Linked DNA regions of Homo sapiens: region 2 is linked to region 1. A link is a contact called in ENCODE Hi-C or POLR2A ChIA-PET data. All regions are on one chromosome and are shown on one strand. Each heading gives the region's core, a stretch centred on a gene start or an enhancer-like site at or near the end of the contact. The rest is flanking DNA. Distances are from core to core; before and after follow the strand shown.

Region 1 (3,449 bases), core at 672-3,171:
TAGGTACTCTTTTATTATAGTTTAATAGTTCTTTATAATAAATTTCTTCTGTTTAAATCACTGCCTGGTTTCTGTCTCCTGATTGGACCCAGGCTGACATACCACTGTTTCCCCTAGTGCCTAGCACAATGAACAACAAAACACATTACCTCTCCATGCAACCCTTCTTCCCTTCTCTAGTTAGCCCTGAATAATTTAACTTTGACTTGCTCAAAATCAAAACAGATCAATGTAGAAAGCCAAAGTTGGAATAGACTTCTAATTCTTTTTTTTTTTTTTCTTTTTTGAGACAGAGTCTTGCTCTGTCACCCAGGCAGGAGTGCAGTGGTGCAATCTCAGCTCACTGCAAGCTCTGCCTCCCAGGTTCACGCCACTCTCCTGCCTCAGCCTCCCAAGTAGCTGGGACTACAGGCACCCACCACCACGCCTGGCTATTACAGTGTATTTCTGTATTTTTAGTAGAGGCTGGGTTTCACCCTGTTAGCCAGGAGGGTCTCGATCTCCTGACCTCGTGATCCGCCTGCCTCAGCCTCCCAAAGTGCTGGGATTACAGGCATGAGCCACCGCGTCTGGCCTAGACTTCTAATTCTTAATCATGTCACTATTTGGATGTTAACTGATGCCATTTCTGGAGACTGGCTGGAACTCCTAATGGAGACTCTACCTAACTTGATCATTTAAACTCATAACTGAAGAATTACTTCCATTCTGGCTCCTGAAGACTTCAGGTCAGATTAATTTACTCCCCCTAGTTTTAAAAAGGAGTTTTGTTTGTTAGTCTATTCACTCATTTCAAGGAACATAAACAGCCTAGGGACTAATTTAGTCAAACATGTTAATTCCATCAGTGTCCACCAATAAGACTAGGACAAGGGATGCTAAGGCAGGAAAACTGAAACTCAAAAGCACAGTGACTTCCATAACAGAACAACTACTCCAATACTATTTAGTTTATTTTTTTCTAGGAAGCATGCCCTTGAAGCCAGAAAGAGTAGAATAAGCAGATTAAGAAAGAAAAGGAAATCCAAAATGAATAAAAGAGAAAAAAAACAAAGTCTCTATTTTCCAGGCCTACCACTGTTCTATTCAACAGCCTTATCGGTGACTTGGATGAAACTATTTTTTTTTTTTTTGAGACAAAAGTCTCACTCTGTTGCCCAGGCTGGAGTGCAGCCTCTGCCTCTCAGGTTCTCACTCTGCTGCCCAGGCTTGGCTCACTGCAGCCTCTGCCTCCCAGGTTCAAGCAATTCTCCTGCCTCAGCCTCCTGAGTAGCTGGAATTACAGGCACCCACCACCATGCTCAGCTAATTTTTGTATAATTAGTAGAGATGGAGTTTCACCACTTTGACCAGGATGGTCTTGAACTCCTGACCTCAAGTGATTCGCCCAACTTAGCTGCCCAAAGTGCTGAGATTATAGGTGTGAGCCACCAAGCCGACTGATGAAACTATTCTTATTAAAGCTGCACTTAGCAAAAAACTGGGAGGGAGAGTTAGCCTATTACTAGAACCTGATGTGGTGGTTTTATACCGGGTCAACTCACCTAGGCTAGAACTATGTGTCTGAGCATTCCCTCTCCTATTTTACGGTTGCCCACAAGAATAATTTGTGGGAGATTTGGGAAGTGGGAGTGAAGCAGCAGCTATTATGTGCTGGAGGTCATAATAGCTCCAGCTATTCTGGGAGAGAATGGATGTCAAGGTGCCAGGGAGTTGTTTTGCTTAAGTCTGTCCTCACTTTTCTCTATACCTAGCTTGGCATCAAGCTCTCCTTCATGACTATTAGCCCTGCTGAACAACAGTCAGCTCAGGCCCAGCATCAGAAACTTCACTGCAAACTCAAAGGTGGTTGCCATGAAGAGCCAACAGCCTTCCGGAGACTTCTGCACCTGTCCCCTTTGCAGTTCTAATCTAGCACATGGATGTGGCTGGCTTCCTGCACATTCTGACTCATAACCCACACCAGGGTTGGTTAATAATTGTTCTCTGAGCCTTTCTAGACTTTTTACTTCCCAGCTCCTACTGAAATTGTACAGGTCCAAATCCTATAGCAAATTCCTTATTACAGGACACTCACAGTCATCCTGCTTCCCTGATTGAAATCCTGATTCACAAGGATTCAAAAACTGAAGAATAGTCTCAAATCAATTACATTTAATTGAACATTAATATATGTAAAGTTTTATATTTAGGCTAAAAAACAAAGAAACCTATAGAAATAAAGAATGAGTAAAACCTGAATTAAAAACAATTACTGTTATTATCCCGAGGAGTTTGAACTCCAACTCCACTATGACCTAGGACCAATCACAGTTTGCTAAGCAAATAAATTACACTGGATCTAATTCATACAAAATGAATGTATAACTTCATATTGTGGGGGTAAAAATATGTCTTCCACATTTTACACTGATAAGACAGAATATCTGGGATATTCTATTAAACGCTAATATTTTAAAGAGGAAATACTGTTTTCTGAAATTAAGAAGTCTAGAAAAATACCATAAGAATGGCTTCAGGAACTTGGGTTAACTTAAAAGAGAAAAAGATCTATATATTTGTGGCTCCAGAGATAAGAGCTAGGATAAATGGAAAACAATTATACATTAAAAAAATTTACTTTCGTTTAATGAAGAACACTGTAATAGCGAATCACTTCCTGTGATAAAGAGGTATACTGTAATAAAGGATAAACTGAAAAAAAAAAAATAGGAGGAATTGGTTTAGATGTCCACCATAGTGTTGTTAACCTCTTCAGATTCCATGATGTTAGAGGTGACCGGGGCTAAAAAAAGGGGGTGATGGCAAGTTACTACTTAACGGGCACAGAGTTTCTGTTTGGAGTGATAAAAAAGTTTTGGAAACAGTGGTGATGGGTGCACAGGACTACCAATGTAATTAATGCCACTGATTTGTATGCTTAAAAAATGGTTAAAATGGCAAAATTTATGTTATATATATTTATTTCACCACAATTAAAAAATATATGATTCTGTTATTCTATGTGAATAATGCAAAAGATTTAAATAAAAAATTTGACTTAATAAAAAATTAAAAATTCATTCGTCTAAAATGAACACTTCAGTAAGCCAGCGTTTCATAAAGCCACAAACAATTGTATGTATTCTTCAGCAGAGCTAGTGAATCAAACCAGAGTGGTCCCTTCAGGGCAGAAAAATAACTGTACCCATGAAAAGCTCATTTGTAAATGTTACCATATTATCATAATAAATAACCTTGTTCATGATAAAATGGACCATATATATTTTAGAAAAAAGTCCTCATACACACACACACACACACACACACACACACAGATATAAAAATTCACATGTACACAGACCAAAACATCACAATTTAATACATGAAAAAAAGTACCCAGGACACCGAAAACACAGGGACTAAAGTTTATTTCTTTGTTTTTAAACACAAGTTGCTAAATTTTGATA
Region 2 (3,016 bases), core at 237-2,736, 320 kb before region 1:
TAATAATTTATTGAGTACAATTAGCAGGAGGGGAGATTCAGGATATATAAAGCAGAACTTTTGACATATAAAACTTCTGACACTGTATACCAGACACTGTTATAAGAATTCCACATTTATTATTTCATTTAACACTCACAAGAATTTTATGGGATGGGTACTATTATTTTCCCAATGGCCATATGAGAAAACCAATGCACAGAGAAGTTAATTTGCCCAAGATCATACCTGCCAGAGCTAGAACACGTGTGTGTATGTGTGACAACAAAATGTGTGTCTGTGTGACAATAATATGCTGTGTGTTTCTGTAGTGTACAGGAAAAATTTCAGAGCAGTTAGGAAATAGTTAATTCTTAGTTTTTCAGAGTTTGAAGTCTTGTTATCCATATGGAAAATCATCGATGTCCTTTTTTTCCCCATCCTTTGCCCTCCTGAAGCCCATCAATGATTATGTTCCTACCCCTTAGCACGTCCACCAGAGAGAGAGATGAGAAATCAAAAAAGGAAAATTCAAATCAGTCCATCTGGTGACTCTCCCACGGATGAACGGAAAAGTTAAGAGAAAGTTAAGGTTAATGGCCAAAATAAGATTCTTATTTGTCTGTTTCTAACAATGCCACATACAATATTTCACAGTTCAAGGAGTGCTTTCACAGACATGACTTCATCTGATCCTCAGACAGCCCCAATATGTACTCAGTGCAGATATTAATATCCTCACTTCAAGGGAAGGAAAATGAAGCTCAGGGACTTGGTAACTTAGTTGAGGTTTTTTGCTGTTAAGTAACAGAATCTGAGTTTGAATCCAGTTCTTGTGATTCTCAGTGCTCCTCCTGCCCATTTGGCATCAATAACAAACCTCAGAGCCTCTAGACTCTTAATTTACACTCAATTCTGGAGCACGAGGTTATCTGGTCTCCCTGCCTGCTTTGCTGTTCTTTCATTTTCTTTTTCATTGTAGAGAAAGAATAGCAATTACTTGCCTCGGCAGAAATTCTAAGATGAGAGGTGAAGAAATAGACACAGAAATCTCAGAATTGTAACTCAGCTTTAGCTTCCTTGAAGAGAGTGAGGCTACAAAAAGTTTTTTAAATGACTTATTTTATATAATGATCAAGGATATAAACCCTTCTCCAGGCTACAGTCCGGCACCCTAAACCATCCCTGTCAGATAAGATAGCAACCTTCTTTTAAGCATCTCCAGAAAACAGGATCTCTCGACAGTCCTCAGTGTTTATCAACACTCAGTGTCAAAAGTTCTGCTTTATGTATCCTGAATCTCCCCACTGCCATTTGAACCCTATCCTTGTCTGTACTCTGTGGAAACAACCCTCGGCTAGCTGAACCATCTCCCAGCACCTCTTGCACCCCTGTGTCCAAGCAGAGTGAACTTGGAGAAGCAGTGTTACTTTTCCATGCTCAGGCCCAGTTTTCAGGAATCATCTTATACTTAATAGTAACCCTTCTTATGAAACTTAAAGACTCTCAGCTGCCTTGCTTCCAGGCTGGAGTCTCTCCAGCATCCATGAGAGAATCAACATAGTCCCCACTGACTGTACTGATCCAAGAAGTTTGGAGGATAAAGCTCTTTTAGTTATTGAGCTTTATTTTTAGTGATTCATTCCTCTTTTCCCATCGATCTCTGGAGGACAGTGGAAGTCTGGGAGGTTAATATCTGTGAGTACTTATTGGTAGGGAGTATCTAAATAATTCTTAAAAATTATTTTACCCACTAAAACATCTCTCTTTAGGGACTCTGTTTGCATAATGTCCTATCGTCCCACTCTTAATGCATAACTCTATCCCAGTATTCTGAGTTACACCATAAACATTACCTCTCTGTTTCTAACACACAACATATTTCAAAGCAGAAAGGAATTTATAGCACCAATGTTATTTTTCCATGTACAATTCCAGTTTGCAATGTCCAGCAGCACTCAAATTGCCTTTCGAGATAAAGACCAGATTCTGATTCTCTGTAATCCTTGTCTGTTTCTGGGAAGGCTCAGATGTTTATCTTATGGATGGAATCTGTGTTCTTTAAGGTCCTCCATGTCCCAGAGAAGAACACAGGTGCATAAACTGTTTTCATTTTAAACATTTAAGAGATTTGAGGTGAATAAAACAAATAGAAAAAATAAATAGGCAAAGCACCCCAAAACCAATCAGGGGTCAGGGGAGTGGTTTGAGGGGGATGGAATCTAGACAAGATCACCCTATGGGATGTCAGTAATCTCTGAGAACACAGATCAAGCCCTGAAATCTTTCATTCTTTGCTTAGCCCATGGGGAGCCCCAGTTTCTTCAACAGAATGAAGATTGGAGGTAGAATTTTTTTCTTTTTCACGAGAAATCTGGAATACACTTGAGAGAACTGGCAGAAGTGAATGGAGAGATGGGTCCTGAGTCTGCATCTCTCTCACTTCCTGCAACCGAGACCCCTGGATCCTCATCTGCAGACTCAGTCTCATCCCTCCCCACCTCCTTAGAATCAATCTAAGCCTGAGATAGGGGGATCTGTTCAGTAGCAGCTAGTCCATTTGGGATTAAAGACCTACATCTCATCTGGACCCCAATTCCAAGTTTCATTGGCATTACTGAGGCCCAGGAGAGTAGGTGTTTGTAGGTCTTCTCAGTCTACAGTGACCTTGGTACTGCTCCCTCCCCTATAGACCTGGCCAGCAGGGAAAAAAGAATGAAGTCAATGTGCAGAAAAAAGCAAAGGCAAGTTAGACTCCTGGCAGTTTTCGAGTTCTCAGTTGCAAGCTCTTCCCAAGGTCGAGATGCTCTTCCTGCTCTTGGATTCCATATGACACTAGTGTCCATATACTGTGTTCCCATTTGCTGCTTAAACTGCATCAAACAGGCTTCTGTGATTTGAAGTCATGCCCTTTTCAGGTCTCTGTACAGGTGCCTTTTCTAGTAAATTAACTAACACTGCTACCAGAATAGAAGATGGGTATTGTTATTCCAATTATGACAGACAAGGAAACCACTCAGAGACGCATGTTGGCATT

What was found. Hi-C counts contacts between places; a loop is a spot of excess contacts on that map. ChIA-PET counts read pairs that join two places held with the same protein, here RNA polymerase II (POLR2A). Pooled maps may share reads with other maps.
Region 2: a pooled map shows a loop between it and region 1 (2.0-fold over the local background). The contact joins two enhancer-like sites. A Hi-C loop is called at or near these places in 1 of 50 pooled maps. POLR2A ChIA-PET finds 5 or more read pairs at or near these places in 2 of 52 experiments (activated CD4-positive, alpha-beta memory T cell and activated T-cell).

What each region holds. Positions count from the first base shown.
Region 1 is chr1:162,304,648-162,308,096 of GRCh38, reverse strand. The region is part of intron 4 of NOS1AP (nitric oxide synthase 1 adaptor protein); the gene reads right to left. Among named protein-coding and RNA genes, the nearest start is that of MIR556, 36 kb to the left of the region's middle. Within about 2 kb of position 1,921, at least 3 of the 41 ENCODE cell types and tissues checked have a DNase peak (open chromatin) inside an H3K27ac peak, as active enhancers do.
Region 2 is chr1:162,624,782-162,627,797 of GRCh38, reverse strand. No RefSeq gene overlaps it. Among named protein-coding and RNA genes, the nearest start is that of DDR2, 6.2 kb to the left of the region's middle. Within about 2 kb of position 1,486, at least 5 of the 41 ENCODE cell types and tissues checked have a DNase peak (open chromatin) inside an H3K27ac peak, as active enhancers do.